Linked DNA regions of Homo sapiens: region 2 is linked to region 1. Evidence: chromatin loops called from intact Hi-C (ENCODE). Cell type or tissue: PC-3. All regions are shown on one strand. Each heading gives the region's core, and the rest is flanking DNA. Links, peaks and the distances in the headings are about the cores only. Region 1 holds the start of OR2M4 (olfactory receptor family 2 subfamily M member 4). Region 2 holds the start of OR2M5 (olfactory receptor family 2 subfamily M member 5).

What was found. A loop is a pair of places that touch in the nucleus more often than their neighbours do. Peaks named below come from ENCODE experiments on the same cell type or tissue, not always from the same donor. Only the 100,000 strongest peaks of a DNase experiment are listed, where the experiment ranks them.
Region 2: a loop joins it to region 1, with 9 times the contacts of the local background. A loop is called at or near these places in 1 of 110 quality-filtered maps.

The regions. Positions count from the first base shown.
Region 1 is chr1:248,216,424-248,233,216 of GRCh38, reverse strand. OR2M4 (olfactory receptor family 2 subfamily M member 4) reads right to left here and starts at 1,800. Exons shown (of 2, transcript NM_017504.2): 1 at 1,637-1,800. In PC-3, for the core only: no CTCF peak of the experiment used is centred there; no DNase peak of the experiment used is centred there.
Region 2 is chr1:248,132,510-248,149,302 of GRCh38, reverse strand. It overlaps OR2M5 (olfactory receptor family 2 subfamily M member 5), which reads right to left and starts at 4,155. Exons shown (of 1, transcript NM_001004690.1): 1 at 3,217-4,155. The coding sequence starts at 4,155. The coding sequence ends at 3,217. In PC-3, for the core only: no CTCF peak of the experiment used is centred there; a DNase peak (open chromatin) is centred at 8,242; H3K4me3 peaks cover 759 bases; H3K27ac peaks cover 2,369 bases.

The DNA.
Region 1 (16,793 bases), core at 5,326-10,325:
ACCTTCCCCAGGAAATGTTCTGTTTATATCTTGGTACTCTAAATGAACTTCTGCTGATTATAATTAATGGTAAAATCCCTTTTAAAGCAGGAAAACTAAATAACAGAGACCCCTTTACTTATGTTCATGACACACAAAAAGTAACATGGCTTTATTTTATCTTAACTAAATTAAACTGTTATGTCAATATTCCAAAATAAAATTTACATTATCCATTTTAACGTTTAGAAATAGAAGAATGTGATAAATAACAAGATATAGCAAATGTTGAACTAGAGAATAACTCCTCAGCTGGTGACACATTCATTCATTTGTATGATTACTATGTTCTAGGTACTTCTTTTATTTTAATCCTGCAGAGATGTAGAGGGAATCCAAATTTCCTACAAGAATATATAAAAATATTGATGCCTCTCTAAATGAATACAAAATCTAGCCTCATTTTGAAGGTATCAACATAAAGAAGGAGCAGTACCTTTCTTTGCTCTTCCATTTTAAGAATAGAATTGCGTTACAATGTCACATGAAATTGTAAAATCCTCACATTGCTAGAACTATTTTGATTCTTCCATATGATTTTATGCCAATTATTAATGAAAAATGGAGAAGAATGAGGAAAATGATAGAAGGCACTTGACTAAGTGAGAGGAAGAATTAAGTGTCTGGAAGAGAGGTGAAGGCATATGAGGAAAATAAGTGCTAAAATTAGAGCTAAAATAGAAATAAAAAGAAAACAAAATAATATTAAGAGGGCCTGAAGTGATAAGAAATTTTGGAATATTAATGGCGATCAGAGAAGGAGAAACCACATAAACTATGAAGAGATCTAAGTGGGCACAAAGTCTTTGGAAAGAAGCTCAACCCCACTGAGTCCAGCTTTTCCCTAGACCTTGTGATTTTTACCAACCTGAAGATTTCCAACCACATATTGTAGCATATTCAATGTGTCCAGATTTCAAGAATGTCTCACACACTGTGGAATTTAACTAAATCAGATTTTATTAAATTTTTCTTTACTTCGTCTTTATAACATTGATTGTCAGAATTTTATGAATTAGTATATTTCATGAAAAATTAAGAACACAAATAAGAAAACTGGGTACTTTGTGGGAGTGAATCACTTCCCCAATAATTTCTAAACTAAAAATTTACACTGGGTGGTATGTAGAAAATTTTTAAGTCCAAATTTTCATGTATGTTTGAAGCAGTAGATAGACACCACTTGGTATATGATTGTTTTTGTAAATTCATGTTGAGGTGTAGATCCACCAGGTAGAAGATAGTTATGTTTCTCATAAAGCTTCAATAAATATTCAATAAATTAAAATAACCATTAAGAATACTATGTCTCTCTTTCTTCTTTTCCTTCATTTTTAGTATGAAACAGAAAGAGAGTCCAGGATTGCAGGAGAAATGAGGACATTTCCAGGATACTCCACAATTAGGTAGTTGTGAAGAACTACCTAATTGTAATAATCAGGTTGAGGAAGGCTTACACTTGTGTGATTCTGTATAGTGTTCCAAAAGCTTTTTAATGCACATGAACTCGTGATTTTCCTCAATAAAGTCATATAAGGTCAGCACAAGACATAACGGAATTTTTTTTCTTTTAAAGAGTGTTATATGTCTTACTCACAGGTGGTGATCAAGGGGAAAATTCGCCAAATCAGTTCTGGGTTCTTTATACTCTGGAATATAATAATCACTGCCTGAGCTGTATTACAACCTTTTCTTCTTTCTCTTCTAGAAAAGATTCAAAAGCAGCAACTCCAGTAGTCCAAATGACCCACTTGTCCGAAGGCCTATCCACCCTACAGCATCATGGACCTTAAATTCTATACCTCCACAAAATGTTAAATCCCCTGACATCAATTATAGATGGCATGCCTTCTTTCAGAATTTCTCCTAGGAAACAAAATCCATGTGGACCCCAAGGCTCTAGTTACTTTTTGCCAATACTGTCATTCTTTACTTGCTATAAAGTCATAAATGGCTGCCTACCTTTCTTTAGGAAGTAAATTGTGTTAATGAGAAACTTAAATCTTTACAGATTATTAAAATGCGATTAAAATTAAAACAGGGAATATTTATTACAAAGTAAATGAAATCTGTCAACCTGCCTTCTCAATTGTGTTAACATTTTTAACTTATTTCTAGTATATTGTATCAAATACTTAAGCTGGGCCGGGTGCAGTGCTTCATGCCTGTAATCCCAGCACTTTGGAAGTCCAAGGCAGACGGATCACAAGGTCAGGAGATGGAGACCATCCTGGCTAACACGGTGAAACACCATCTCTACTTAAAATACAGAAAAAAAAAAAAATTAGCCGGGCTTGGTGGCACGTGCCTATAGTCCCAGCTTCTCAGGAGGCTGAGGCAGGAGACTCGCTTGAACTCGGGAGGTGGAGGTTGCAGTGAGCCGAGATCGCGCCACTGTACTCCAGCCTGGTGGCAGAGTGAGACTCCGTCAAAAAAACAAAAACAAAAACAAAAACAAAAAAACACCAAATGCTTAAGCTGATATAAATGTAAATAAGCTCTTAGATGCCTAAACGTATGCAAGCATGTGATTGACAATTTAAAGGGGCACTAAAGACTTGTATGTGGCCTATATCTTTAAGATATATCCTTTGCATTTTCCAGTAAATTCACTATACTAATTCAAAACAAGTCTACATTTGGTCTTGCTTCTCTCCACTCTCAAAAGCTTTCATTTGTCTGCAGCAATGACTTTTTTTAAAGTTTAATTTAAGTTCTGGGATACGTGTGCAGAACATGCAAGTTTGTTACATGTGCCATGGTAGTTTGCTGCACACATCAACCCATCATCTAGACTTGTTTAAAATTTATTTATTTTTATTTATTATTATTATTTTTTTGAGACGGAGTCTCGCTCTGTTGCCAGGCTGGAGTGGAGTGGCACGATCTCGGCTCACTGCAACCTCCGCCTCCCGGGTTCAAGCGATTCCCCTGCCTCAGCCTCCCGAGTAGCTGGGACTACAGATGCATGCCACCATGCCTGGCTAATTTTTTTTTTTTTTTGGTATTTTAGTAGAGATGTGATTTCACCATGTTGGCCAGGATGGTCTTGATCTCCTGACCTTGTGATCCAGCCTCCCAAAGTGCTGGGATTATGGGTGTGAGCCACCATGCCTGGCCATCATCTAGGTTTTAAGCCTTGCATGCAACTCCTGGGGAAGGCATGAGTTGAACAGGTGAAGAGTAGCCAGCTTTCAACGTGGATCTCCAGAATTCTGGCAGCACAAGACTCTATGATTCTCAAAGATACTTGAGCTGCAAGGAGAGCTACTTAGAGAGATGACAGGGGCAGGACTCCATCCTGCGTAAAGCCCAGACAGTTTGGCATTGAAGTGACTGCAGTGGATCACAGCCAGGGATGCCCATCCCCCCAGGCTCACCAGGCTCTTCTATAAGGCTTTGGGCGACTGTCAGAACTGGACAGAGCAGATTGGTCTTGCCTGTGGGACAGGGCCAGTCTAATCTGAAGGCTCTTCATCTGCCAGCCTCTTCTGGGTCCCCAGCCTGGCCATGCCTGCTTGCAGCACAGCTTTGGATGCCCAACATATGTGCTTCCTGGGGGCTTTCATCGTCACCACCTTGCCACAGACTGCTCCTGTCAGAGAGCTCCTGCGGACTGGCCCTACAGACATGCACCAGCTGACCTATAGCTCCCCCAGCTGAAGCCTTCCGCTACTGCTTTGCTGGGACACGCCCACTGCTTTCTAAGGGAATTCATCTCCCATCCCTTGCAGGCACAGGTATGCATGTACTCCCTGCCACCCCACTCTACCAGCATGAGTGTACCCTGCCTCCTAGTATTCACAGATGCACAGACAGCCTGTTGCACCCCTACCACTAACACATCTGTGTGCACTGATGCTAGCAACCCCCACCACTGCCAGAGGCCCACCACCACTTATCTGCCACAAAAGCCACTGTGAAAGTGCACAGACACCACTGCCCTGCTCCTGCTGGTTCCCTAGCTCTGAAAATGCACAGTTACCGCACTGCACCTCTGTCATGACAATCAGAGCAAGTGCAAGTCTGAATACCAGCAGCCTCACCCCCACTCTGCCACAACCAGCATGAGCACGTACAGGAGCACTGCCACCCTGCTTCTGCTGATATCCTGCCCCAGTTGATGTTCATGCCTCCCACTGCACTACCAAAAATGCTGATACATGCGAGCAAGAACTAATCCCAATGCTACCACCCTAACTAAGTGCTTTGGCCAGCATGCACCATTGGAGTGTTGTGCCAGTAGACAAGAAGCACCTAAGCCCCTCCAGTGCGGTAGGTTTCTAACATCAAAAGGCCAGAGATCAAAGCTAGGGTCCAGCTCCAGACCCCCAGAGTTAGAACACACAGCCCAAAGGTACTCCATTGAAACTTGGCCCCTAAAAGCTTCCAGAAACAAAGCCATATCATTGAACCCACCATGTACCACAATCAAACTCCCAAGGACATCAAAGAAGATCAAAGCAAAAAAAAAAAAAAAAAAAAAAACAAACACCATCCAAAGGACAGCAGCTTCAAAGACTAAGGGAACATGAGCCCAACCAGACTGGAAAAACAAACAAACAAACAAAAAACAGTATAAGAACTCTGGCAACTAAAAAATGCCAGAGTGTCTTCTTGTCTCAAAATGACTGCATTAACACCCTAGCTATGGTTCTTAAGCATGTTGAAATGGCTGAAATGACAGACATAAAATATGGATAGGAATGGAGACCATTGAGATTCAGGAGAAAATCAACACCCAATTCAAAGAATCTAAGGAACACAATACAATGATATAGGAATGAAAAGATGAAGTGGTAATTTTAAGAAAGAACAAATTGATCTGATAGAGCTATAAAACTTACTCCCAGAATTTCATGATACAATCTCAAGTATTAACTGCGGAACTGATGAAGCTGAGGAAAGAATCTCAGAGCACAAAAACTGGTTGACAAAAATAAAGAAAAAATAATAAAAAATAGTGAACAAAACCTCTGTGAAATATAGGATTATGTAAAGAGATCAAATCCACAAATCATTGACATTCATGAAAAAGAGGGAGAGAAAGCAAGCAACTGGAAAAAATATTTAATAATATCATCTATATAAATTTCCCCAATCATACTAGAGAGGCCAATATTCAAATTTAGGATATTCAGAGAACCCCTGCATGATACTATACAAGATGACCATCCTCAAGACATATAGTTATCATATTCTCCAAATTCAAAATGAAATAAAAAATGTTAAAGGCAGCCAGACAGAAGGGGTGGGTCACCTACAAAGGGAACTCCATAAGGCTAACAGAAGACCTCTCGGCAAAAACCTTATCAGCCGGAAAAGTTTGGGGCCTATATTTGGTATACATAAAGAAAAGGAATTCCCAGCAAGAATTTCATATCCAGCCAAACTAAACTGCATACATGAAGAAAATAAGAGTCATTTCAGACAAGCAAACACTAAGAAAATTTGTTACCATGAGACCTGTCTTACAAGAAATAATTAAAGGACTGCTAAATATGGAAATGAAAGACCATGAAAATGCACACAAGTACATAGACCACTAAAACTATAAAGCAACTACACAATCGAGTCTGCATAATAACAAGTTAACAATGTGATGACAGGATCAAATCTGCAGATATCAATATTAACTTTGAATGTAAATAAGCTAAGTGCCCCAATTTAAAGACACAAAGTGTTAAGTTGGATAAAGAAGTAAAACCCAATGTATGCTGTCTTCAAGAGACAAACATCACTTAATGGCACCCATAGGCTCAAAATAAAGGAATGGAGAAAAGTCTACCAAACAAACAGAAAAAAAGAGGAGAGCCTGGGATCTGTACTCAACCCCTGGCCTAATATACCTAACACACATCTACGGAACTCTGTAACCAAAAAAAAAACAGTATATACATTATTCTCATCTGCACATGTTTATCTACATCCCTTCATATGTCTCTAACTACTGTTAGTGGGGAACATCTACTCCAATTTCAGACAAAACAGTCTGTAAACCAAGAAAGATAAAAAAACACAAAGAAGTGCATTACATAATGATGAAGGGTTTAATTCAACAAGAGGACCTATCTACGTTAAATATTACACAATCTATACAGGAGTACACAGATTTATAAAACAAATAGTTAGAGACATATGAAGAGATGTAGATGAACATACAATGATACTGGGAGACATTGACTCCCCACTGACAGTATTCAAGCCAGGAAATTAACAAAGATACCTGGGATCTGAACTCAATACTTGGCCAAATAGACCTAACACACATCTACACAACTCTCCAGCCAAAGAAACATAATATACATTCTTCTCATCTGCACATGCCACATACTTTAAAACTTGATGACATAATTAGTCATAATATAATTCTCACCAAACTGCAAAAAACTGAAGTCATACCAATCATACTGTTGGACCACAGAAAAATAAAAACATAAACTAATATTTAGAAAATCACTCAAAACATACTATCACATGGAAATTAAACTCCTGAATGACTTTTGGGTAAGCAATGAAATTAAGGCAGAAAGCAAGAAATTCTTTGAAAGTAATGAAAACAAAGGTACAATATACCATAATCTCTGGGACACAGCAGCATTAAGAATAAATTTTATAATGCTGAACTTCCACATCAAAAAAGTTAAAGAGATCTCAAATTAAAAACCTAACATTACACCTACAGCAAGTAGAAAAACAAGAGCAAAGTATCCCAAAGCAAGCAAAACACAAGAAATAAAATCAGTGCTGAACTGAATGATACTGATATTTTAAAAAAACATACAAAATATCAAGAAATCCATGAATTAGTTTTTTGAAATAACAAATGAGATTGATAGACCATTAGCTAGACTAATAAGGAAAAATTTGAGAAGATTCAAATAAACAAAATAAGAAATCACAAAGGGGATAATATCACTGACCCCACAGAAATACAAAAATCCCTCAGAGACTATTATGAACACCTCTATGCATATAAATTAGAAAACTTACAAGAAATGGATAAATTCCTGAAAACATACGACCTCTCAAAATTGAACCAGGAAGAAATGGAAACCCCGAACAGACCAATACCGAGCTCCAAAAGTTGAGTCAGTGATAAACAGCCTACCAAATAGAAAAGTCCCATGCCCAGATTTGATTCACAGCCAAATTCTACCAGATGCATAAAGAAGAGCTGGTACCATTCTTACTGAAACTATTCCAAAATATTGAAGAGAGGGGAATGGTCCCTAATTCATTGTTTCAGGACAGCATTATTCTGATACCAAAACCTGAGGGAGACACACATACAAAAAGAAAACTTTAGGATGATATCCTTGATGAAAATGAATGCAAACATCTTCAACAAAATACTAGCAAACTGAATCCAGCTAATCCACCACAATCAAGTAGGCTTTATTCCAGGAATGTGCAGTTGGTTAAACATACGCAAATCAATAAATGTGATTCATCACATAAACAGAACTGAAAGCAGAAAGCATATAATCATTTCAATAGATGCAGAAAAGGCTTTTGATAAAATTCAACATTCTTTATGACAAACATCATCAACAAACTGACATTGAAGGAACATAATTCAAAATTATAATATCCATCTATGACAAATGCACAGGCAACATCATACTGAATGGGCAAAAGCAGGAAGCATTCTCCTTGAAAACCAGCACAAGACATGGATGCCCTCTATCACCACTGCTATTCAACATAGAACTAGAATTCCTAGTCACAGCAATCAGGCAAGAGAGAAATAAAAGGCATCTAAATGGGAAAAGAGGAAGCCAAGTTGTCTCTGTTTGCAGATGATATGATTCTATACTTAGAATACCCCATAGTCTCTCCCCAAAAGTTTATTGTTCCCATAAACAACTTCAACAATGTTTCAGGGTACAAAATCAATGTACATACATTAGCAGCATTTCTATAAACCAATAATGCCCCAGCTAAGAGCCAAATCATGAGTACAGTTCCATTCACAATAGCCACAAAAAGAATAAAATACAGCTAGCCAGAGAGGTAAAAGAAATCTACAACAAAAATTACGACACTGCTGAAAGAAATCAGAGATGATATAAACAAATGGAAAAACATTCCATGCTTATGAATAGGAAGAATCAATATAGTTTAAATGGTCATACTGCTCAAAGTAATTTACAGATTTAATGCTATTCCTATTAAACTACTGATGACATTCTTCACAGAATTAGAAAAAAACATTGTGCCAGGTGCAGTGGCTCACGCCTGTAATCCCAGGATTTTGGGAGGCCAAGGTGGGCAGATCACCTGAGGTCAGGAGTTGGAGACCAGCCCAGACAACATGGCAAAACCCCATCTCTACTAAAAACTAAAAACAAATTAGCCAGGTGTGGTGGTGTGCACCTGTAATCTCAGCTACTCAGGAGGCTGAGGCAGGAAAATCTCTTGAACCCTGGAGATAGAGATTGCAGTGAGCCAAGATTGTGCCATTGCACTCCAGCCTGGGTGACAAGAGTGAAAATCTGAAAAAAAAAAAAAAATTCTAAAATTTATATGGAACCAAAAAGCTCAAATAGCAATAGTAACCTTAAGCAAAATGAGAAAATCTGGAGGTATCACATCACCTGATTTTAAACTATACTACAAGGCTACAGTAACCAAAATAGCATAATAACTGCTACCAAAAAAAAAAAAAAAAAGACGTATAGATCAATGGAACAGTATATAGAGCCCAGAAATAAAGTTGCACCTACAACCATCTGATCTTCAAAAAAGTCAACAGAAACAAGCAATCAGGAAAGGACACCCTATTCAATAAGTGGTGCTGGCATAGCTGGCTAGCCATATGCAGAAGACTGATACTGGACCCTTTTTGCACCATTATACACAAATAAACTCAAGGCGGATTAAAGACTTAAATGTAGAACCTAAAATGATTAGTACTCTGAAAAATATCCTAGGAAATACCATTTTGGACAGAAGCCCTGGCAAATATTTCCTGAGGAACATACCAAAAGCAATTGTACATAATCAAAAATTGACAAATGGGACTCCATTAAACTAAAGACCTTCTGGACAGCAAAAGAAACTATTAACGGAGTTAATAGACAAACTACAGAAAGGAAGAAAACATTTGAAAACTATGCATTCAACAAAGTCTAATATACAGTATTTATAAGTATTATAACAAACAAATTAACAAGCAAAAAACAACTCCATTAAAAGTTGGCAAAGGATAAAAATAGACATTTTACGAAAGAAGACATAAGTGTTGCCAACAAGCATATGAAAACATGCTCAACATCAATAATCATTACAGAAATGCAAATAAAAACCACAAAGAGATATCATCTCACACCAGTCAAAACAACTATTATTAAAAAGTCTATACATAACACATGCTGGTGAGATTGTAGAGAAAAGGGAGTACTTACACACTGCTGGTGGGAATGTAAATTAGTTCAGCCATTGTGGAAAGGAGTTTGGTGATTTCTCAAACAACTTAAAACAGAACTACCATTTGACCCAGCAATCCCGTTACTGTGTATGTACTCAAAGGAATATAACTCATTTGGCCATAAAGTCACCTGCACATGTATGTTCATTGCAGCACTATTCACAATAACAAAGATATTGAATAAACTTAGATACTCATCAATGGTAGACTGCATAAAGAAAATTTGGTACATATATACCATATAATACTACACAACCATAAAAAAGAATGAGATCATATCCTTTGCAGCAACATGGAAGGAGCTGGATGCCATTATCCTAAGTGAACTAACAGAGGAACTGAAAACCAAATATTGCATGTTCTCACTTATATGTGGGAGCTAAACATAGAATACATGTGGACACAAATGAGTGTGGAAGCTAGGAGGGAGGTTGAGGGTCAAATAACGTCCTTTCAGGTAATATATGTATTAACTGGGTGATGAAATAACCTGTACATCAAACTCCCATAACACAAAATTTACCGATATAAAAAGCTGCGCATGTACCCCGACCTAAAATAAAAGTTAAAAACATAATGTGGAAGTACCAATATTTCCTTCCATTTCTAACAATTTGAGGATTTCATGTTGAAAATAAACTTCTTAGTTCTTACAAGTTTATAGTTGGGTCCTTTCTTTAATTGTTACTACTTTTTCATTATGAAATATCTATCATTGATAATTTTATTTCATTTTACATTGCATTTTATGTTTTATTAAAATAGCTGGACTGAATTTCTTATTAACATTTGCCCAACTAAAATGTTTCTCTGTAATTTTATGGGACTTTATTTTAAACTTACGTAACTACATCTTAAAAGTCAGCCTTTGGCAGCTTTATCTTCTAATGGTTCACCTTATCCAAGCTTATATTTACAGTTTTTCCTGCAATCTTATGTTATGTGTGTGAGTTTGCATGTTACATCTCCATTCCCTTGGCTTCTAATTGTTTAGTTTTACTTTGCCTATGCCTCTAGCTGTTCCACCAACATGTGTCAAATTGTTTCCTTGACTCTGAATTTGAGTACCACATAATTTAGTGAAGCTCTGATTTCTTTTTTTTTATAGACAGAGAAAATCATAACACATCCGTTATGACATGTCAAACTTTGTAAACTTTTAAAGTTTTTTTCCTATGGGAATGATTGTGTACTGTGTCTGGGGCCACAGATAGAATTTGAAGGATACTCTGAAGCTTAGCATGTCAAATTTTTGAACAAATCTTTCTTTCTGAGTCACCTTCATCAATTGTCAATGTATTTCATTTCTGCTCTTCATGCCCCTTTCAAAATAAACTCTGTAATATGGAATTTCATTAAAATTGCTTTAAAATGAGTATAATATTAAGTTTTCTCAGTATAGGGCACTTATGGTTCCTTGCAGGAGGAAGAGACTGGGTGTTTCTGTGTAGCCCAGGGACTTTTGTGTTGTGAATATGAGAATATTCTGCAGATCCTGCTCTAGCTTCAGGCACAGAATGCAGTCACTGAACAATCTTGTAATCTGGGTTTAGGGTTAAGACTTCTGCAGTCCTCTGAACATGGAGGACAGAGCTCTATGTGGCCCAGGCACAGCTGTCTATCCAGACTCCCTCTGCAAGGCTGCACACCTTCTTCATGCTGGCACCTGTAGGAAGTGAACTCTCTTGTCAAATCCCCATATTTTCTGTATGCAGCCACCTGCCCAGACTCTCGTGGCAAATCCTGGTGTGCATTGTATGCAGCTGCCTATGGCCCAAAGGTTCAGGCCAATCAGTGTTTCTTCAGCAAGGCCCCAGCCTCCCACCTTTGACTGTGTGGTTTGTGTCCTCTGAAGGTCTCTAATTGCATACACAGGCTATGGGTTGCTGATTACTTGCCCTCCTGAGAATTTCTTTTTTTTTTTTTTTTTCTTTTTTTATTATTATTATTATACTTTAAGTTTTAGGGTACATGTGCACATTGTGCAGGTTAGTTACATATGTATACATGTGCCATGCTGGTGCGCTGCACCCACTAACGTGTCATCTAGCATTAGGTATATCTCCCAATGCTATCCCTCCCCCCTCCCCCGACCCCACCACAGTCCCCAGAGTGTGATATTCCCCTTCCTGTGTCCATGTGATCTCATTGTTCAATTCCCACCTATGAGTGAGAATATGCGGTGTTTGGTTTTTTGTTCTTGCGATAGTTTACTGAGAATGATGGTTTCCAATTTCATCCATGTCCCTACAAAGGACATGAACTCATCATTTTTTATGGCTGCATAGTATTCCATGGTGTATATGTGCCACATTTTCTTAATCCAGTCTATCATTGTTGGACATTTGGGTTGGTTCCAAGTCTTTGCTATTGTGAATAATGCCGCAATAAACATACGTGTGCATGTGTCTTTATAGCAGCATGATTTATAGTCATTTGGGTATATACCCAGTAATGGGATGGCTGGGTCAAATGGTATTTCTAGTTCTAGATCCCTGAGGAATCGCCACACTGACTTCCACAATGGTTGAACTAGTTTACAGTCCCACCAACAGTGTAAAAGTGTTCCTATTTCTCCACATCCTCTCCAGCACCTGTTGTTTCCTGACTTTTTAATGATTGCCATTCTAACTGGTGTGAGAATTTCATATTGCTTGTCCAGAAAGATGCAGTTTAGAGATTGTTTTGGTCATGGCTTCAGGATTAAGCATGATGGTTAGCTCCTTTTCAATGGGAAATGGGATACTAGTAATTCATGGCGTGCAGTGGCATCACAATTAATCAAGATATCACTCATGGTTTATTGTAATAAAATGCCAATGGAGCACTTGCATTGGACACTTAGATGGCTACTGGACCTGACCCTGAGGGCAGTAATAATGACTGTAAGGACAGTTATGTGTATTGGATTCTTTTAAGTTTGCATATGTATGTCTAGAGGGAAAATGACAAGCTCAGCTCCATTAACTTGCACTTCAGTTCATGACTGGAAAATCAGACAGCTTCCATGTTAGCACCAGAAGTATCTATTTACAATGTTGCCTGAAACAAAACATAAAATTTAATTTTGTAAATTGCAAAGATACAACAACAATTAAATTCATTCTAGCCACATGTTTTTTGTGTGCAAGTTAAGTGGGAAAAAATGAAAATGCCCCAATTAAAAGAAACAGATGAGCAAACTGGTTAAAGAGTCAAGAACCATCAGTGTGCTGTATTCAGGAGACCCATCTCACATGCAAAGACACACATGGGCTCAAAATAAAGGGATGGAGGAATATTTACCAAGCAAATGGAAAGCATAAAAAGCAGGGGTTGCAATCCTAGTCTCTGATAAAAAAAGACTTTAAACCCGCGAAGTTCAAAAAAGACAAAGGAGGGCATTACATAATGGTAAAGGGATCGATGCAATAAGAAGAGCTAATATTCTAAATATAAATGCATGCAATACAGGAGCACCCAGATTGATAAAGCAAGTTCTTAGATACCTACAAAGAGACTTAGACTCCCAGACAATAATAGTGGGAGACTTTAACACCCTACTGTCAATATTAGACAGATCCACAAGACAGAAAATTAACAAGGATATTCAGGATTTGAACTCAGCTCTGGACCAAGTAGACCTGACAGACATCTACAGAACTCTCAACCCCAAATCAACAGAATATACATTCTTCTCAGTGCCACATAACACTTATTCTAAAATCGACTATGTAACTGGAAGTAAAACACTCCTCATCAAATGCAAAAAGAATGAAAATTGTAACAAACAGGCTCTCAGACAACAGTGCAATCAAATTAGAATTCAAGATTAGGAAACTCACTCAAAACCACACTGCTGCATGAAAACTGAACAACCTGCTCCTGAATGACTACTGGGTAAACAATGAAATTAAGGCAGAAATAAAGAAGCTTTTTGAAACCAATGAGAACAGAGAGACAATGTACCAGAACCTCTGGAACATAGCTAAAGCAGTGTTTAGAGGGAAATTTATAGCACTAAATGCCCACATCAGAAATCAAGAAAGATTTACAATCAACACACAAACATCAAAATTAAAAAAAAAAACTAGAGAAGCAAGAGCAAACTAATACAAAAGCTAGCAGAAGACAAGAAATAGATCAGAGCAGAACTGAAGGAGATAGAGACAAAAAATCCTTCAAAAGAATCAATGACTCTAGGAACTGGTTTTTTGAAAAGATTAACAAAATAGATAGACCACTAGCCAAACTAATAAAGAAGAAAAGAGAGAAGAGTCAAATAGACACAATAAAAAGTAGTAAAAGAGATATCACCACTGATCCCACAGAAATACACACTACCATCAGAGAATACTGTAAACACCTCTATGCAAATAAACTAGAAAATCTAGAAGAAATGGATACATTCCTGGACACAGGAACACCCCCCAGAATAAACCAGGAAGAGGTCAAATCCTTGAATAGACCAATAACATTTTCTGAAATTGCAGCAATAATTAATAGCCTAACAACCAAAAGAAGCCCAAGATCAGACAGATTCACAGCCTAAAAATTGAATAGAGACATTTGGTTATACTAAGGTATAACTGACAATCCTGAAATCCCAAGTCATTTTAATCCACCTGCTATAGTCTGAATGCCTGTGTCCTCACAAAATTCTTGTCAAAATTCTAACCCCCAAGATGACGGTAATAGGATGTGTATTTGGGAGGAGTTGATTAGATCATGAACGAGGAGAACTCATGATTGGCATTTGCACATGTATAAAAGAGACACAAGAGAACTAGCTGTCTCTTCTACCATGTGAAGATAGAGCAAGAAGGCTCTGAGTGTGAACTAGGAAGCACACCCTCAAAAGACACCAAATCTGCCAGCACCTTCCTCCAGAACTGCAAGGTTTACATTTCTGTTGTTTATAAGCTACCCAGTTTATGGTATTTTGTTATCCAGCAGCCCAGCTGGACAAAGACACTCCTTTTCCAGTGAAAGCAGCTTGCCCTCTGATATCTGAGTAGCCTTCCTTAGTTGGAAAACATGCAATACCTGTTGGGAAGGCCATTGAAGGTAAACTATCATCATCCTTAGGGCCTAACACAATCACCCCTTGTTGACACTAGACACATAACTAGAGTCAAATTTCAACATGTTCCAAGAGATAAGCTCACACTATGATCTAAGAGAAAGTAGTTAATGCACTAAAATCATTGCAATATTGTGTGAAGCAGGTAGCTAGGCAACGTGTGTGTGAATAAACTCTCAGGATGGCAAACCAAATAGAGAAAAATATAACACTAGATGGGTATAGATGAGTTGATATGGGTAAGTTACTGTCTTTGAGCTTTTCCCAACATGGCCTGAGGCCATTTACTAGAGTAACCATACATTAGGGGAAGAAAGTAGCCACAATTTTGAAGGATTACTAAACGCCAGCTCTGAATGATGCTAATTTCTGGTATGTCAAAACATCATTGTGGTTGACCAGTCAAAGTAGAGACTTATGATGGTCAGGGGATACATGGAGTTGTATCTCACGTCTGATTCACGGTGAGACTTGTTGGTCCACAGAACCACCCTGTTGCTATTTCCCCAGTTCCTGAATGTATAATTGGGATAAGCATATTTAGTAAATATCATACTGGTAGAATCCTGAAGTTGAGAATTTGACCCATGGGATGAGGGATATTATAATGCAAAAGGCAAAATGAAACCACCTGGAACTTCACCTTTCTGCCAAGACAGTAAACTAGAAGCAATGTGTCTCCCTAGGGGAGTTGCAGAGATTAATGCTACTTTCAAAGACATAAAAACAGGTGAAGCAGTGATAACAATCACATCTCATTGAGTTCATCATTGCAGCCTGTGCAGAAGTCAGATGGATATTAGAATATGACTGTGGGCTATCATCAACTTAACCAGAGGGTAAATCCAATAAAACCTGCTGTCTCAAATATTCTGTCTTTTCTGCAGTCAATTATAACAACTCCTGCTACTTGGTATGTGGCCATTAACTTGTTTTCTGTTTTCTCTATAACAATATATAACTACCACAACAGGGAGTTTGCTTTTACCTGTTGGGGCCAGCAATATATATGTTATATCAGGGCTACACAAATTTCTCTACTGTTTGCCATAATATTGTCTGCTGAAATCTTTATTTCCTTGATATTCCAAAGATCATCACATTGGTTTACTATATTGATGAACTTATGCTGATTGGTTCTATTTAGTAGAAAGTAGCAAGGACTTTAAATGCTTTAATAAGGTATATTGAAGTAAAAGGCTAGAAAATAGCCCCAGACAATTTAAAGAATTCACCATCTCAGTGAAGGTTACAGTGATCTAAAACATAAGGAGATATTCCCTCCAAGGTAGAAAACAAGTTGATTTACCTACCAGGACCTACCATAAAGACATAGGCAAATATTTTGGATTTTGGAAGCAGCATAGACCATATTTGAGTGTTTTACATTGACCCATCTACAGAGTCACTGTAAGGCTGTCTGTTTTGAGTGGAGACTAGAGCAAGGAAAGTCTCTGCTGAAGAATCAGGCTGCAGCACAACTGCTCTACACATCAGTGGTGAATGATTTTGCTGACAGTCAAGAACCTGGAAGGAAAAAAATCAGAAGATTGGTGGCAAGGAAGTTTGATGAGGAAGTATGTGGGTAAACCTCTCATAATTGGCATGGATTGTGAAGATATCTGTGTTTTATACAGTCCAAAAGCATCTGTCCCAGAGGAAACTCTTATCCACCATTGAATGAAATTATGCACTGTATAAAACTTAGTCAGCTTCTTTTTCTGGTTAATCGTCCCTGAACAAAATGACCACAGTGGCATGGATGAAGGCTATGCCTGAGCTCAACATTCTAAACTTTCCCTTATCGAAATAACCTGCTTACTCCTATTACTGAGTGCTTATTCTGCAAAAAGCAGAGAACAACACTGAGTTCCTTACATCATATTATTACCCTGGATAACAGACTGCCACCATTAGACCCACACCACAGTAGAGGAAACAAATATTTGTCCTCACTGGAATAAACCCATATTTTGGATACGTGTTTGCCTTCCTTGATGATAATGCTCTGCCAGCACCACTATTGTGGATTCACAGAATGTCTAATCCACTATCATGGTATTCTATGGAGAACTGACTTAGATGAAGGGAAATATTTCACAGCATAGGAAGTGCAACAATGGGATTATGGTCATGGAATCAACTTGTCTTACCACATACCTCATTGCTTAGAGGAAGTTGGCCTAATGGAAGGGTGGAGTTGATTACAAAAATTTAATTGCGGCACCACTCAGGAAACAACCCCTTGATCAGATGGGG
Region 2 (16,793 bases), core at 5,941-10,940, 85 kb after region 1:
CCAAAAGACAATACAAAAGAGAAATGAAACAAACAGCTGGTTATTTGAAAAGATAAATAAAATTTATAGACCATTAGTAAAATTAACCAAGAAAAAGAGAGAAGATCCAAATAAGCTCAATTAGAAATGAAATGGGAGATATAACAACTGATTCCACAGAAATACAAAAGAGTATTCAAGGCTACTATAAACACCTTAATGTGAATAAACTGGGAAACCTAGAGGAGATGGATAAATTCCTGGAAATATATAACCATTCTATCTAAAACAAAGAAGATATAGAATCTCTGAACAGACCAATAACAAGCAGCGAGACTGAAATGGTAATTAAAAAAAAAAAAAACTGCCTACACAAAAAAAGTCCAGGACCTGATTCACAGCTGAATTCTATCAGACATTCAAAGAAGAATTAGTACCAATCCTATTGACACTATTCCAAAAGATAAAGAGGGAATCCTCTCTAAATTATTCTATAAAGTCACTATCACCCTAATACCAAAAGCAGGGGTGCACACAACAAAAAACAGAAAACTACAGATGAATATCCCTGATGAATATAGATGCAAAAATCCTCAAAAATACGGCCAAACTGAATCCAACAGCATGTCAAAAAGATAATCCACCATGATCAAGTAGGTTTCATACCAGGAATGGAGGGATGGCTTAACATAAGTAAGTCAATAAATATGATACACCATGTAAACAGAATTAAAAACAAACATCACATGATCATCTATCTCAATAGACACACACAAAAAAATTGACACAATGCAGCATCCCTTTACAATTAACACCCTAAGCAAAATTAGCATAGAAGGGACATACTTAAGATAATCAAAGCTATCTACGACAAATTCACAGCCAACATTATACCAAATGGAAAAAAGTTAAAAGCATTTCCCCTGAGAACTAGAACAAGAAAAGGATGCCCATTTTCACCACTTCTATTCAACATAGTACTGAAAGTCCTACCTAGAGCAATCAGACAAGAGAAAGATATAAAGGGCATTCAAATTGGTTAAAAGAAAGTAGAACTGTTGCTGTTTGCTGATGATATAATTGTATACCTAGAAAACCCTAAAGACGCATCCAAAAAGCTCCTAGAACTGGTAAATAAATTCAGCAAAGTTTCAGGATACCAAATTAATGTACACAAATCAGTAGTTCTGCTGTACACCAACAGCGAACAAGCTGAGAATCAAATCAGGAACTCAATCCCTTTTACAATAGCTGCAAAAACAACAATAACAACAAGAACAAAAAACCTTAGGAATATACCTAACCAGGGACGTGAAAGACCTCTACAGTGAACATTACAAAACATGGCTGAAAGAAATTATTGACAATACACACAAATGGAAACACATCTCATGCCCAGGGATGGTGGAATCAGTAGTGTGAAAATGACAATACTTCCAAAAGCAATCTATAAATTCCATGAAATTCCCATCAAAATGCCACCATCAATCTTCACAGAACTAGAAGAAACAATCCTGAAATGAATATAGAGCCAAAAAAGAGCCTGCATAGCCAAAGCAACACTAAGCAAAAGAACAAATCTGGAGACATCATAATAACTGACTTCAGACTATACTATAAAGCCATAGTCATCAAAACAACATGGTGCTGGTATAAAAATAAGCACATAGATCAATGAAACTCAATAGAGAACCCAGAAATAAAGTCAAATACAGCCAACTGTTCTTCAACAAGGCAAACCAAAACATAAAGTGGGGAAAGGACAAGGTATTCAACAAATGGTGCTGGAATAATTGAAAAGCCACATGTAGGAGAATGAAAGTGGATCCTCATCTCTCACCATATACAAAAATCAACTCAAGATGGATTAAGGACTTACACCTAAGGCCTGATGCCATAAATATTATAGAAGATTACATCGGAAACACCCTCGTAGACATTGGCTTAGGAAAAGACTTCATGACCAAGAACCCAAAAGCAAATGTGACAAAAACAAAAATAATTAGATGTGACTTAATTAAACTAAAAAGCTTCAGCACAGCAAAAGATATAATCAGGAGAGTTACAGACAACACACAGAGTGGGAGAAAATCTTCACAGTCTATTCATTTGATGAAGGAATAATTTCCAGAATCTACAAAGAACTCCAACAAATCAGCAAGAAAAAAAATTCCATCAAATAGTGGGCTAAGGGACATGAATAGACCATTCTCAAAAGAAGATATACAAATGGCCAACAAGCATATGGAAAAATGCTGGACATAACTAATTATCAGGGAAATGCAAATGAAAACCACAATGTGATACCACCTCAGTCCTGCAAGAATGGCCAAAATCAAACAAAAAAAAATGTTGGCAGGATGTGCTGAAAAGGGAACACTTTTACACTCTTGGTGGGAATGTAAACTAGTACAACCACTATGGAAAACACTGTGAAGATGGAAAACACTGTGAAGATTCCATAAACAACTAAAGGTAGATTTACCATTTGATCCAGAAACACCACTACTAGGTGTATACCCAAAGGAAAAGAAGTCATTATACAAAAAAAGTATTTGCACACACATGATTATAGCACCAAAATTTGCAATTGCAAAAATATGGAACCAACCCAAAAGCTCATCAATCAACAAGTGAATAAAGAAAAGGCGGCATATATATATATATACACCATGGAATACTATCAGCCAAAAAATGGAAAAAATATTAGCATTTTGCAGAAACCAAGATAGAATAGGAGACTATTATTCTAAGTGAAGAAATGAAGAAATGGAAAACCAGACATTGAATATTCTCACTCATATCTGGGAGCCAGGCTATGAGACACCAAGGCATAAGAATGATACATTGGACTTTGGGGACCTGGAGAAAAGGTGGGGGTGAAGAGGGATTAAAGAATACACATTGAGTACAGCGAACACTGCTTGGGTGATGGGTGAACAAAAATCTCAGAAATCACCAAAGAACTTATTCATGTTACCAAACACCATCTGTTCCCCAAAAACCTATTTAAATAAAAAAATTTAAAAAACTTTAATGTCATTATTGAAAATGCCTTATATTGTAGTAACAACTGAATTGAATATAAAACAAGAAATATTTAAAATAGTTTATCTGAAATAGATTATATAGGTGCCCGTTTATGTACAAAATGAAAGCTATTTTGAGGACTTAATGGAAAAAAAGGGACAGTTAAAAGAATTTAGCAGACAGCAAAGCATAAAGTTTACAAAGTACTCACTCTCCACACTTGCCCTTTCCTAACACTTTCCTGAGTGCTCTGGTCACCTCCTTGTTGCGGAGGCTGTAGATGAGGGGATTCAGCATGGGAGTGAGGATGGTGTAGAATACAGACACCAGCTTGTCCTGCATAGGGGAGCGATCAGATGTGGGCCGTATGTACATGAACAAACCTGCTCCATAGTACATTCCCACCACCATGAGGTGAGAGGAACAGGTAGTAAAAGCTTTGCGACGACCCTCTCCAGATCCCATGTGAATGACAGCCAGAATAACTCGAGCATAGGAAGCGATGATGATTGCAACAGGAAAAACAATCATTACTATACAGCAGATGAAAAGAACCTTTTCAAATATTGATGTGTCATTGCATGAGAGGATTAGTAGGGAAGGGAAGTCACAGAAGAAGTGGGCTATTTCCCGAGACCCACAGTAGGAGAAGGAAAATGTCGCTACAGCATCAATGATTGCATCCATAGAGCCCAGGATCCAGGAGAAGGCAGTCATAAGTCCACAAATTTTGGGTCTCATGAGATTGGTGTATCTTAGAGGGTGGCAAATGGCAATATAGCGGTCATAAGACATAACAGCCAACAGAAAGCATTCGGAGCCAAGCAGTGATACATAGAAGAAAATTTGTGTGGCACAACCAGCCATAGAAATGGACTTGCTGCCAGACAAGTAGTTGAAGGCCATCTTGGGTACGGTAGAGCAGATGAGCATGAGGTCCATGAGGAACAGTTGACTGAGGAGGAAGTACATGGGGGTGTGGAGCTGGGTGTCCAGGTAGATGAGGAGAACCATGACAGAGTTTCCCATGAAGGCCACTGAAAAGATGGCCAGGACCAGAAAGAAGAGGAAGGTGTGGGTGGGGCTGTGATTGAAGATTCCCAGGAGGATGAAGTCAGAGTTGAAGGTCTGATTCTCCCATGCCATGATGAATATGTTTTTTACCTAGTAACACAAAACCAGTTCATTGATTTGGTAAAACTTTACCCAGTACCTTATAAAGCATGTGATTTTGGTAAATTTTGCAGGTCAGTGATCAATACAGTATGACCAGAAGTAAGAAACTAAAAGTTCAAAAAGTATAGAATCAGAACAAAATGTGTTCTTTCAGCACTGCCTCACTGATAAAATTATGGAGCCTGTCCTAAGTTTCTCTTCCGAGTGTCCTTTTTCTCAACTGAAATATTAGAATAACAATATTCAATACATTATTGATGGAGTTTTTCCAAAAAGAATATGTCTCCAAAGCAAACAGATACTTCCTTAGAAATCAGAAGTCTTTTACAGATACGTTGATACAGCAATTCAGCTTTAGTCAGCATGTGACCAACACAATAGTAGAAATTGAAAGTAAATTTGTGTCTTTGTTCACATTATAGTAGGCACTTTTCTACCAGTGTTAACAGAAACTGTTTGGTTGCCTATTACTTTACAGTTTAGAGTATTTGATCTACTCCTCATAGTGAGTTTTCTATACACTAAGTGGATACACCGAAAGGATTTTCAATTATTCAAATCTAAAACCTAGGCCCTTTTTTCTATAGCCCTGTGTTATGGATTGAATTATATTTTTTTTGTCAAAAGGATATTCAGGATGTGAGCTTGTTTGGAAAAACATAAAGACTGTAATTAGTTAAGGTGAGGTCATATTGGAGCAGAGCGCGCCTCTCTAATCCAATATGACTCATGTTCTGATCAGAGGGCGGCCATGTGAAGACTGAGGCACTGAGGATACCATGTGATGGGGGAGGCAGGGATTGGAGTGGTGCATCTGCAAACCAAGAAATGCCAAAAACTGTTAGTTATCACAAGAACCTGGGAGAAAGTAATGGGAAAGATTCCTCCTCTTAGAGCCTTCAGAAATAACCAACCCTGCTGACAACTTGATTTCAGATTTCTAGCCTGCAGAACTGTGAGAGAACAAATTTCTGTTGTTTTAGGTAACCAGTTTGTGATACTCTGTATTCTCATTCCTAGGGAACTAATACACCCAATATCTCCTCTGAAGAATAAGTACAAAGAAAAACGGAATTTCAGAAAAGCATGAGATGCATGCTTTCGAAACATGCTTATGAAGCCTGGCTATGTGTTGAGCACTGGGGCTACCACAATAATCAGAACAAAGAAGGCCCGTGCCCACACAGGTCACAGGGAGTGAGGCCAGATGATGACATATAACCCACTTTATGTCACAAGAGGATAAACGCTTCAGAGAAAAGCAAGTCAAAGAAAGGTGTTCGAATTGCAAGAGCACGTTCAACTTTGAGCAGCGTAGTCAAGGGAAACCTCACATGTCTAGTGGCATTTCGCAAAGACTCTGAGGAAGTGAGAAAGAGACCAGATCACAGGAAAGGTTTATCCATATATGCATTCCACAAAATGATATGCAATAATTAGAAGATTTTGGGAAAACATAGGGTTTTCTAATTTAGAGTTATATTTCTTGCATGTTGTGGCATTTAGATTTTATTCTATGAGATAATTCTACATGTATCAGCAAAGCCAATTTGTGAAGGAAAATTATTCCAGACAATAAAAAATGATGTCATAAACAGAAAGACAAGCCTGTTGAGTAGACTCATTTGACAGAAATGCACTTTTTATGCTTATTCATGCATCACATTTTACTGAAGGGACTAAAATCAGCAATAATGGAAGCTGAATAATCTAGGAGCAACAAAGGAGTTAGAAGAAATCTGCAGAGGAGATGGAATCTTGAATTCGGCCTGATGGGTTGAAATACAATTTTTTAAATATGAGGTAGTAAAGTATACTTTTTTGAGTTTTATTTATTTAAATAAATTGTGAATAATATTGTGGGTAAGAAAGAAAAAAAATACTCAAAAGTAGTTTAAATTTTAATTCAACAACAACTGTGACCTGAGAATACAAACCTACCAAAAAATATCTCTTCAGTGCTGGGAAGATAGAGAGGGAACCTCCTTATGGGACTCTCATGAAATAGAATAGCAATTTTTAAAAGAAAAACAAATCATTTTTCTCAATCAGTATGAAGAGAGAAACAGGATGCAACTTTCCTCCATTCGGGTTTTAAAACAAATAGTTATCAAGAAGTTGGATAAAGCTGATTAGTGGTAGCTCAGATCCAGGTCCAGTCAATGTCTTCAGAATGAGAAATGGGCATCTCTGGGATCTTTAGTGTTGAGGGTTTCCTACCACAGAGTTCCCTTGTTTTGTCCTCAGGAGGAGGTGCGCTTTTAAGGTCAATCAGGAGAAAAGACTTTATATTGCCTCAATAATTCCCAGTACGTATTGGCTGAATTCACTTCAGGAAAATAACTCATCTCAACTTACTTTATGGAACCACCTATTGTGAGCATCATACCATAGTATTCCCAGTTGCCTTGATCTTGTCAACTGTTGTAATACACTAATTTATGCAAACAAAACTGTATTGACTCAAATTTCCATCATAATTTTTCTTTAAGTAGGTCTGCAATATTACTCCAAGAAGGAAGCTATCTGGTCAAGTTAGCTTGTTCCTATGTTTCTTTTTAAGTTGGCAAAGTGTTCTTTACATTTGAGAATCATTCCTTCCCAGTCACTAAATTGAAATAAAATGTTGAATAATTCTACTCGATCATTTAGACATTTTTACCACATATGTTTTAAACTCCACTGAATGATGAAGCATTAAAACAATTGAATAACGAATGTAAATCCACATATCCCTCTGACTTTTCTCAGTTACATTAGCTTAGGCTGAATTTATATAAACTCACTCTTATTTGTGTTGTATTTTTTCACCTCCCTTCATTGCCTCAAAATTCCCTTCATACCCATGTGTTAAAATTGTCTTCATTGAGTTTGTCCTGTCACAGAGACTGTGGCAAGATATATCACAAATTTATAACAATTTATAAGTGATAAAATTGAAAATATTGAGCACTACATTGCCTTGTACCTTCTATATTAAGATTCATATGAATATTTATTCAATAAAATTCTAGAAAGAGAAATAGTTGTTACTTGTGAGAAAATTAGAGATTTCTTCGAAGTTAGTAAGATACATATGACAGATTGTGCTTACTTTTAGGCACTAAGAATATGAGACCAAATTCTGAAGCTCAGTGTAAGCTATCCAAGATGTGTTTGTATTCTTATAAAAATGGGTTTGTGGTGAAATATTTTTTGCAACTCTAATTTGTGCAGGACTATTCACTGCCAAACACAGCAGGACATTTGAGTTGCAGCACTGTACTAGGAGGAAAATAAAAAGCAGCTTTTTCAGAATGGATCTGAAACTATGACATATTGATTTCAATTTTTTTCAGAATATCTATCAACATCTCAAGAGTGTTCACATAATGATGTACAACATTTTGAACTCTAGACATAGCCTTCCAAGTATTTATTTTCCTTAGTTGTAATATCATGCTTCTATTTTTATTTATTTTATCTAATCCACATTGTATCTGTTGTAATTAACTCCATCATTTTGTAAAAAGATCGTGCATACATTTAGTTTTTTCCAGTGTCTTTTTATACATTAACCTTATTACATCTGGAAGAGGAGTCATCAGATTTCATGACACTGTGATACTGTGCACATGTCCAGAGCAATATAACACAGAACTTATGAAAATCCTGGTCATAATTCATGACAGTGTGATACTGTGCACATTCCCAGAGCAATATAACACAGAAACCATGAAAATCATGTTCAGAAATTGAGAAGTTACTGAGTTAGATGATGGAAAGGAGACATTGAGTGGACAAAATTTTATTAAAAAAAGAAATAAAGCAGTTCTGAAATATTGTCAGACAGCATGTGTAATCCACTGTAGTTGCTAAACTGACTTTACACTTTTGTAATAATAATTAACCCTTTTGTAAGAGGAATGATCAGGAAACAAAAGAAAACAACAAATTTCTCATATTAGCAAAAATGAGCATAGCAACTTTATTTGTAATATAAAACCGCTCCCTGCATGCACACTGAAAATGGAATTTATAACCAAAACTACAGGAAGTAGCATTGATGAGTCTCACAAATAGAATGTTGAATGAACAAAGTAGATCACAGGGAATGACTTCATGAATCCTATTATGAGTAATTTAAACACACATATAAAAATCTATTATAAAGCACAGCAATACTGGAATAATGATTACCTACAAAATTGGCCTGAAAGGTTACATGATCACAGAGAGATAAGCTGTGTTTCAAAAGCACTGGTAATATTTTAAAGCATTTTACAAAATGTATATCCAACATATTTGTTGTAAATAAACATTTTTGTATACTTCAAGTTTAAAAACATATTTAAATGATAGGTGTAAATGTCTTAGAGGAGCACATGACAGATGTAAGCATTCATTAATACAGGTTGAGGATTCCTTATCCAAAATGCTTGGGACCAGATGTGTTGCAGATTGCAGATTTTTCTCACACTTTGAAATATTTGCATATGTATAAGGAGATGTCCTGGGAATGGAACCCAAGAGTGGAGACAAAATTAACTTATGTTCTATGTATACCTTATACACATAGCCTGAAGGTAATTTTATGCCATATTTTAAAATAATTTTGTGTAAAGGAGAAAGTTTGTGTACACTGAACCATCAGAAAGCAAGAGTGACACAGTCTCATGTCAGCACTCAAAAAGATTCCGATTTGGGAGTAGTTTGGATATTAGATTTTTGGTTTAGGAGTTCTCATCCTGCATGAGCTACAATTATTAAAAGAAAAGAGAATGTGGCCAAAACTTTCAAATCATGTCCCACTCTCATCTGCTACTTTTCTCCTCTGACTCCCATTCACTATCAATATCTTTTACAAATCTAGAATGCCAGGACATGAAAAAACAAAAATAATGGATTTTATCCAATCTTTCACATTGATAAGCTGGGACAGGTAACCACTCCTTCTGCCTCAGGTTGTACCACATTTCTCAAAGTCATATTGTACAGATAAAATAGAATAAAATTGAAAAAATTCTCGGCCCAAAAATGACATAAGAAATGAAATCAATCATCAGCACATTCAGCAGAAATTTCAGCACTAGCTTATACCCAGTCTTGTTTGCGCTTGGTTAACTTACATCTTAGTACTTATCTGAATAATGTGTATTTTCAGTAAGATTGTAGGTTCCTAAAAAGGCAAAAATATATGAATATCTGACATGTTTTTATGTTTCCATCATTAGGAAAAAAGCACCTAACATACAGTTGGAATCTTTATTGTTATTAACAAATGAATGAAAGGACAAAAACTTAAATTTTTAGCCCTTGGGGAATCCATTCCCTTGTCTTTATCAAAGTTTGTATTTCCTTCTATCTCCTCTCTTAGGACATGAAGCCAAATTAGCTTCCTTTTCTTGAAAATACTACAAAGATAATTATGCCCCCTTCCCTGTAGATCAGTGGAAACTTTCTGAAACTTCTCCCTCTCTCTCACATGATGAGGTGAAACACACCAAGTGCTTTCTGTATAACTGGCACTGTGGTTAAAAAAAAACAAAACAAAACTGTAAACTCACATAATACCTACAACCATTGTGTATGCCAGATACCCCTATTAGACACATGTATATATTATAATATAATATCTTTAATTATACTGTCATTTTTTTTACATGTGAAACTGAGGGCAGAAGCTTAAGTAAATTGACTTCAGTCGCAGAGCTAGAGAATGGCAGTCAGGGCGTTCAGGGCTAATATCCTTCCTCTTCTATGGTTTCTCTTCACTGTTCCTTCTGCTCCATCATCAAAGCAAGATATGCTTGGGTAGAACTGGCACTTTTAACATCTTGAGGTTCCCTACATAATTCTAATTCTATATGTATGTTCCTTAATATGCTTTCTATCCCTTAAAACTACTGTATATATTTTCTGTAAAAGTTATTATTATAAAATAAAATGTTCATGGGAATTTTCTTTTTTGTTGCTCTAGCGTATGGAATATTGTGTGTATTATTTCTTCTATTTCTTTTAGTTAATATATAGAAATCTATTAATTGTTGCTTATAGGCCTTGAATCCAAGAATGCTATTTTTATTTTTGTATTTCTTATTGCATAGAAAAATGCCTGTATACAACGGCTGAACAACTTTAGATCGCTTTCCAAATTAATCTATTTTTCCTTACTTCATTGATTAAAATGTATATTGTTAAAATGTTGAAGAATAATATTAATGAGTACCTTAAGCCTTTAGCAATTATGGTTCTCCATTAGATATAGTGTTTGTCTGAGGCTTAGGTAGATAGATTCAGCACATTAGCAAAATCCCATTTTATCTCTTTTACCAATGCTTTGTTCAATAAATGTTCACTGAATTGTATTGAATGATATCCTGCTTTTACTGATAATTGTATTGTTTTCCTTAAATTGTTCATAGCCTCAATTACAACGATAGTTATTTTGTATCTTCATAAATATTTCAGTGGAAGATAATGTATAAAACAAAACACCAATGTACCCATCACCAGCTTAAAATAAAATATTACAGGCCATGTACGGATCCTCATGCCTGTAATCTTAGGACTTTGGGAGGCTGAGGCTGATGGATCACTTCAGTTTAGGAGTTTGAGACTAGCCTGACCAAAATGGTGAAACTCTTTCTAAACTCAAAACACAAAACTTTGCCAGCGTGGTGGCACAGACCTGTAATCCCAGCTGCTCAGGAGGTTAAGGCAGGAGAATCACTTCAACTTGAGAAGTGGAGGTTGCAGTGAGCTGAGATCATGCCATGGCATTCCAGCCTGGGTGACTGTGCAAGACTCCATCTCAAAAATAACATTTAAAATATAAAAATAAAATAATAAATAAAATATTAGAAATTAGTAGAAGTCTGTGTGCACATAACCTGAATGTATGTTCTTTGTTCTTTGCCTCTAGACATAATAAAACCTGCATTTTTTGTTAAATACCCTCACTTGTTTCTTTCTTTTTTCGAGGGAGTAAATGTTCTATTCTTTAAACTAAATTCCAGTACTACCAAAGAGGTAAAACAATAATATACTGGAAAAAATGCCGTAATAAACATGTGTTTAAAAGACTGATAGAAAAAATAAAACACTTAAAAAAATCACAAACCCATTCTGAATGCCCAAGAACTCCTGGAATACAGGAATGGCTTCCCCCTTCACTATTTCTCAAGAAGTGCTGTGGCTATTTGCTTCAGATTGTCCTGGGATTACTTTCTCAATTTTTAATAACTGGTTATGTACTGGTTGTACCACACAATTAAAATCACACTAACTTCCTCTGCATTGTCATTCTAGTTTCATTTACACAACCAGCGAAGGATATGTTTTAGAATATCCCCCTTTAATCCTTTTCAAACATATTAAAATAAGGAGCCAAAACTGTATTAATATAGGTAGCAAAGGTCCACATTAAGTGGTGCTGAGATCGGGGAAATGTCCCAAACCAGTTGCTAGGGCCTGAGAGTGGTTGCCATTGTCAAAAGCTTGCAAAAACCTGTATTCACCGAGGGATCCTGGCATTGTGTCAGGACAAAATTGGGACCCTTTGCAATAAGTCAGCAAGGAATAAGGCAGCGGCAAATGCAGAATGTGTGAGTCATGAAACGTAAGAGCCAGCGCCAGAGCGTCACATTATTTCCCCAAGCGTGAACTTCACAAATGCCTCATCCTGTTCTGCCAGTTTTGTGTTTGATTTCTTCACGCTCTTCTCGAATTTTCTCATCACATTCTTTCAGAAAACGTTCACAGACCTACCCATCCTGCCCTAGAGTAGACAAGACCTGTCTTTATTTAATGGTGAGGATGTTATAGATGAAGTCCTTTGAGGAGAAAGGCCTGCGACCGTGCATCGGAAGTACAAGCTGGATCTGTTGTTTGGAAACTAGTTTCTGAAAACGCCTTCTCTTCCGCATGCGTTTATTCTCTTAGCTGCACAGAATTTGCTCGGTGCTGAGGCGGGAGGAGACTGGAGGGGGACAGCTCCGTTCCCAGCTACTGCTGGGCTGGTGGCGCGGAGGTGGGCGCAAAGGCTGAAGGTCGCACGTCCTGTGCTTCTGGAGGAGGTGCTGAACCCGGAGTCCACATGCTTCCTTTCCAGCGGGGCTCCTCTCACCTTGGTGCCGTGCTGGGTGGGACTGAGGAAGAGGACAGGCGAGGGAGGCGAGGGAACGCAGGGACCAAGGGAGCCTAACCAGGGACTCAGATGGAGCCACGCGGATCGCGGGTTGTGCAGCGCCCCACTGAGGGCTGGAGCCGCCTGAGGCCTGGAGCCCCCTGAGGACTGGAGCCCCCTGAGGACTGGAGCCACCTGAGGCCTGGAGCCCCCTGAGGACTGGAGCCTCCTTACAGATTTTTGGAGTATGTACCCAGAAGTGAAATTGTTGGATCATAGGAAAATTCTATAATATTTTTAACTTTTTAAGTATAGTATTTTTTACTGTTGATATACCAGTTTGCCATTTGTGTGTCTTCTTTGGAGAAAGTCTATTCCCGTCTTTTGCCCATTTTAAAAATAGATGACACACCAGGGACTGTTGTGGGGTGGGGGGAGGGGGGAGGGATAGCATTAGGAGATATACCTAATGCTATATGACGAGTTAATGGGTGCAGCACATCAACATGGCACATGTATACATATGTAACAAACCCGCACGTTGTGCACATGTACCCTAAAACTTAAAGTATAATAATAATAAAAAGCAAAAACTAGTAGGAATAAAAAAGATCACTACATAATGTAAACTACAAAAAAAAAAGGATTATTAGACTTTTTCCTATAGAGTTGTTTGAGCCCCTTATATATTCTGGTTACTAATTTCTTGTTAGATGGGTGGTTTTAAAATATTTTCTCCCATTCTGTGGATTGTCTCTTTACTTTGTTGATTGTTTTCTTTGTGCTGCAGATGCTTTTTAACTTAATTTGATTCCATTTATCCACATTTGCTTTGACTGGCTGTGCCTCCAGAGAATTGCTCAAGAAATCTTTGCCCAGTCCAATGTCCTGGGGAGTTTCCCCAATGTTTGCTGTTAGTCGTTTCATAGTTTGAGGTCTTAGATTAAAGGCTTTAAAACATTTTGATTTTTGTATAAGCCAAGAAACAGGTGTCTAGTTTCATTCTTCTTCATAAGGATATTCAGTTTTCCCAGCACCATTTTATTGAACAGACTATATTTTCCCAATATATGTTCTTGGTATCTTTGTCAAAAATTACTTCCCTGTATGGATTTGCTTCCTGGTTCTCTCTTCCATGCTATTAGTCTATGTGTTTGTTTTTAATGTCAGTATCATGCTGTTTCTGTTACTATAGCTCCTTAGTATAATTTTAAGTCAGGCAATGTGATTCCTCCAGTTTTTTTCTTTTTGCTCAAGATTGCTTTGGGTATTCTAGGTCTTTTAGGATTCCATATGCATTTTAGAATTTTTTCTATTTTTTGAAGAATGTTATTAGTATTTTGATAGAGATTAGTTTGAATCTGTAAATTGCTTTGTGTAGTATAGACGTTTTAACAATATTGATTCTTAAAATCCATCAACAAGGAATATTTTTACTTTTTTGTGTATCATAGTCAATTTATGGCACCAATGTTTTACTGTTTTTATTGTAGACGTATATCTGTTTTAATGGTTGATGTTGGTCAGTAGTACCTGAATTCCAAAGGGAGAAGTTTATAAGGGATAAAGCATGTTCAGCCTCCACCCTCTTTCCATTATGGCCTGAACAACAATTTGAAGTTTACTTTGGAATGTTCTTGGCTGAGAGGCAGATTCATCAGTCAGTTGGGGGCTTAGAATTTATTTTGGGTTTACACTACTCTTTTAGCCAAACTTAGGTCTGGACCACTTGTAGTCTGAAAGCCACAAACTGAAGACACAGGGTTTGGTGTTTAAAAAAAAAGTTACCTTTATTTGAGAAGCGAACAACCTAGAGGAGCCATTAAACGGCATTCAAAGACTGCCTTTCTGAGTTGTGCCTCTGGTTCAGGAGATTTTAAGAGAAATTAGGGGAAATAATAAAAACATTATTGTAAAATGTGTACAGTCTTAAAAAGGCAGCTAATTATTGCTTTCTTGGTCAATGCTTTGTGACCTTGTGTACACCTTCAAGATGTTGTTATTGGACTGGTTGGCCCATTTTTAGGGTTGCTGGTTGATGTATTTTCTTTTATCTCTGTTGAATGTCCTGTTTTCCTGAGGCTGTTTTTAGTGAATAATTTATAAACTCAAGCAAAGCAATAATTGACTTTTCACAAGCAATAACTGAGTTTTGCATGAATTTTGCTAGTCATGCAAAACTTCTTCCTAGATTTTTATATTGTTCTGCAACCACCCTGAATTATTCCTGTATATTGTCTCACAATGTTTTTGAATAAAACCTTCCTTACTATGCTTCAACATGCATCACTGACTTTTTTTTTCTTTAACTCACACACAGGTTACTATTTGCACTTGATCCTCTCCTCTCCTATAGAGTTAAGACTAGGGGCTCTACCTGCTCTCGATCTCATGCTATGTGAGCAGTGTTCAACTATCAACCCCTCAACCATGCTTTCTCAGAAAACTCCATTTAAAATTTCAAAACATAATGAATTTTATTTCCCTATCTTGTTTTATTTTTACAGCATTTTCACCTCCTAGTACTCCATAAAATTTACTTGTGCAACTTGAGTTTTTGTACTTTGCTAGAGAAATATGCTTAAAAACAAACTCTCCTCAAAACCCAAGAATCCTCTTCATAAATTTAGAAGAAAATAAAACAATTTAATTATTGAGTAAGTATTACAGGAGAATGTAATATTCATCACAGGCAACTCACCAAACTGCTTGCAAAGATAGAATGAAATCTCACTCTTTTTGATAGCTAACTCAATATAACCCACTTCATACTTTAAATAGGCTTTATAATGTGGGGTCAGATGACAGCAGAAGTTAGACCTATGGTTCTTCCTATAACCTGAAAGATGGGGTTGTTACCTTCCTTTATTACATTTCTTGACTTTTTAATAATCGCCATTCTGACTGACGTGAGATGGTGTCTCGTTGTGATTTGCATTTCTCTAATAATCACTGATGATGAGCTCTTTTTCATATGTTTGTTGCCTGCATAAATGTCTTCTTTTGAGAAGTGTCTGTTCATATGCTTTGCCCACTTTTTGATGAAGTTGTTTGGTTTTGACTTGTACATTTATATTCCTTATAGATTCTGGATATTAGAACTGTGAGAGATGGGTAGACTGCAAATTTTTCTCCCATTCTGTAGGTTGCCTCTTCACTCTGATGCTAGTTTATTTGGCTGTGCAGAAGCTCTTCAGTTTAATTAGATCCGATTTGTCAATTTTGGGTTTGTTGCAATTGCTTTTGGTGTTTTTGTGATGAAGTGTTTTCCCATGACTATGTCCTGAATGGTATTGCTTATGTTTTCTTCTAGTGATTTTATGTTTTTGGGTTTTATATTTAAGTCTTCAATCTATCTTAATTTTTGTATAATGTGTAAGGAGGGGGATCTAGTTTCAGTTTTCTGCATATGGTTAGCCTGTTTTCCCAGCAATATTTATTAAAAAGGGAATAATTTCCCCATTGCTTATTTTTGTCAGATTTGTCAAAAATTAGATGACTGTAGATATACGGTGTTATTTCTGAATTTTCTCTTTTGTTCTATTGGCCTATATGTCTGTTTTGGTACCAGCACCATGCTGTTTTGGTTACCGTAGCCTTGTAGTGTAGTTTGAAGTCAAGTAGCATGATGCCTCTAGGTTGTTCTTTTTGTTTAGGATTTTCTTAGCTATACAGGCTCTTTTTTGATTCCATGTAAAATTTAAAGAAGTATTTTCTAATTCTGTGAAGAATGTCAATGTAGTTTGAAGGGAGTAACATTAAATCTATAAATTACTTTGGGCAGTATGGCCATTTACATGATATTGATTCTTCCTATCCATAAGAATGGAATGTTTTTCCATTTCTTTGTGTCCGCTCTTATTTCCTTGAGCCGTGGTTTGTAGTCCTCCTTGAGAGGTCCTTCACATCCCTTGTTAGCTGTATTCCTAGGTATTTTATTCTCTTTGTAGCAATTGAGAATGGTAGTTAATTCATGATCAGGCTCTCTGCTTGACTATTGCTGGTATATAGGAATGCTTGTGATTTTTGCACATTGATTTTGTATCCTAAGATTTTACTGAAGCTGTTTGTCAGCTTAAGTTGTTTTTGGGCTGAGATGATGGAGTTGTCTAAATATAGAATCATGTCACTTGCAAAAAGGCAATTTGACTTCCTCTCTTTTTATTTGAATACTTTTTAAAAATATATTGCCTGATTGCCCTAGCCAGAACTTCCAAAACTGTATTGAATAGGAATGGTGAGAGAGGGCATGCTTGTCTTGTGCCGGTGTTCAACAGGAATGCTTACAGCTTTTGTGATTCAGTATAATATTGCCTATGGCTTTGTCACAAATAGCACTTATAATTTTGAGATATGTTTCATCAATACCTAGTTTATTGAGAGTTTTTAATATGAAGGAATGTTGAATTTTATCAAAGGACTTTTCTGCATCTATTGAAAGAATCATGTGGTTTTTGCCTTTGGCTCTGTTTATATGATGGGTTACATTTATTGATTTGCA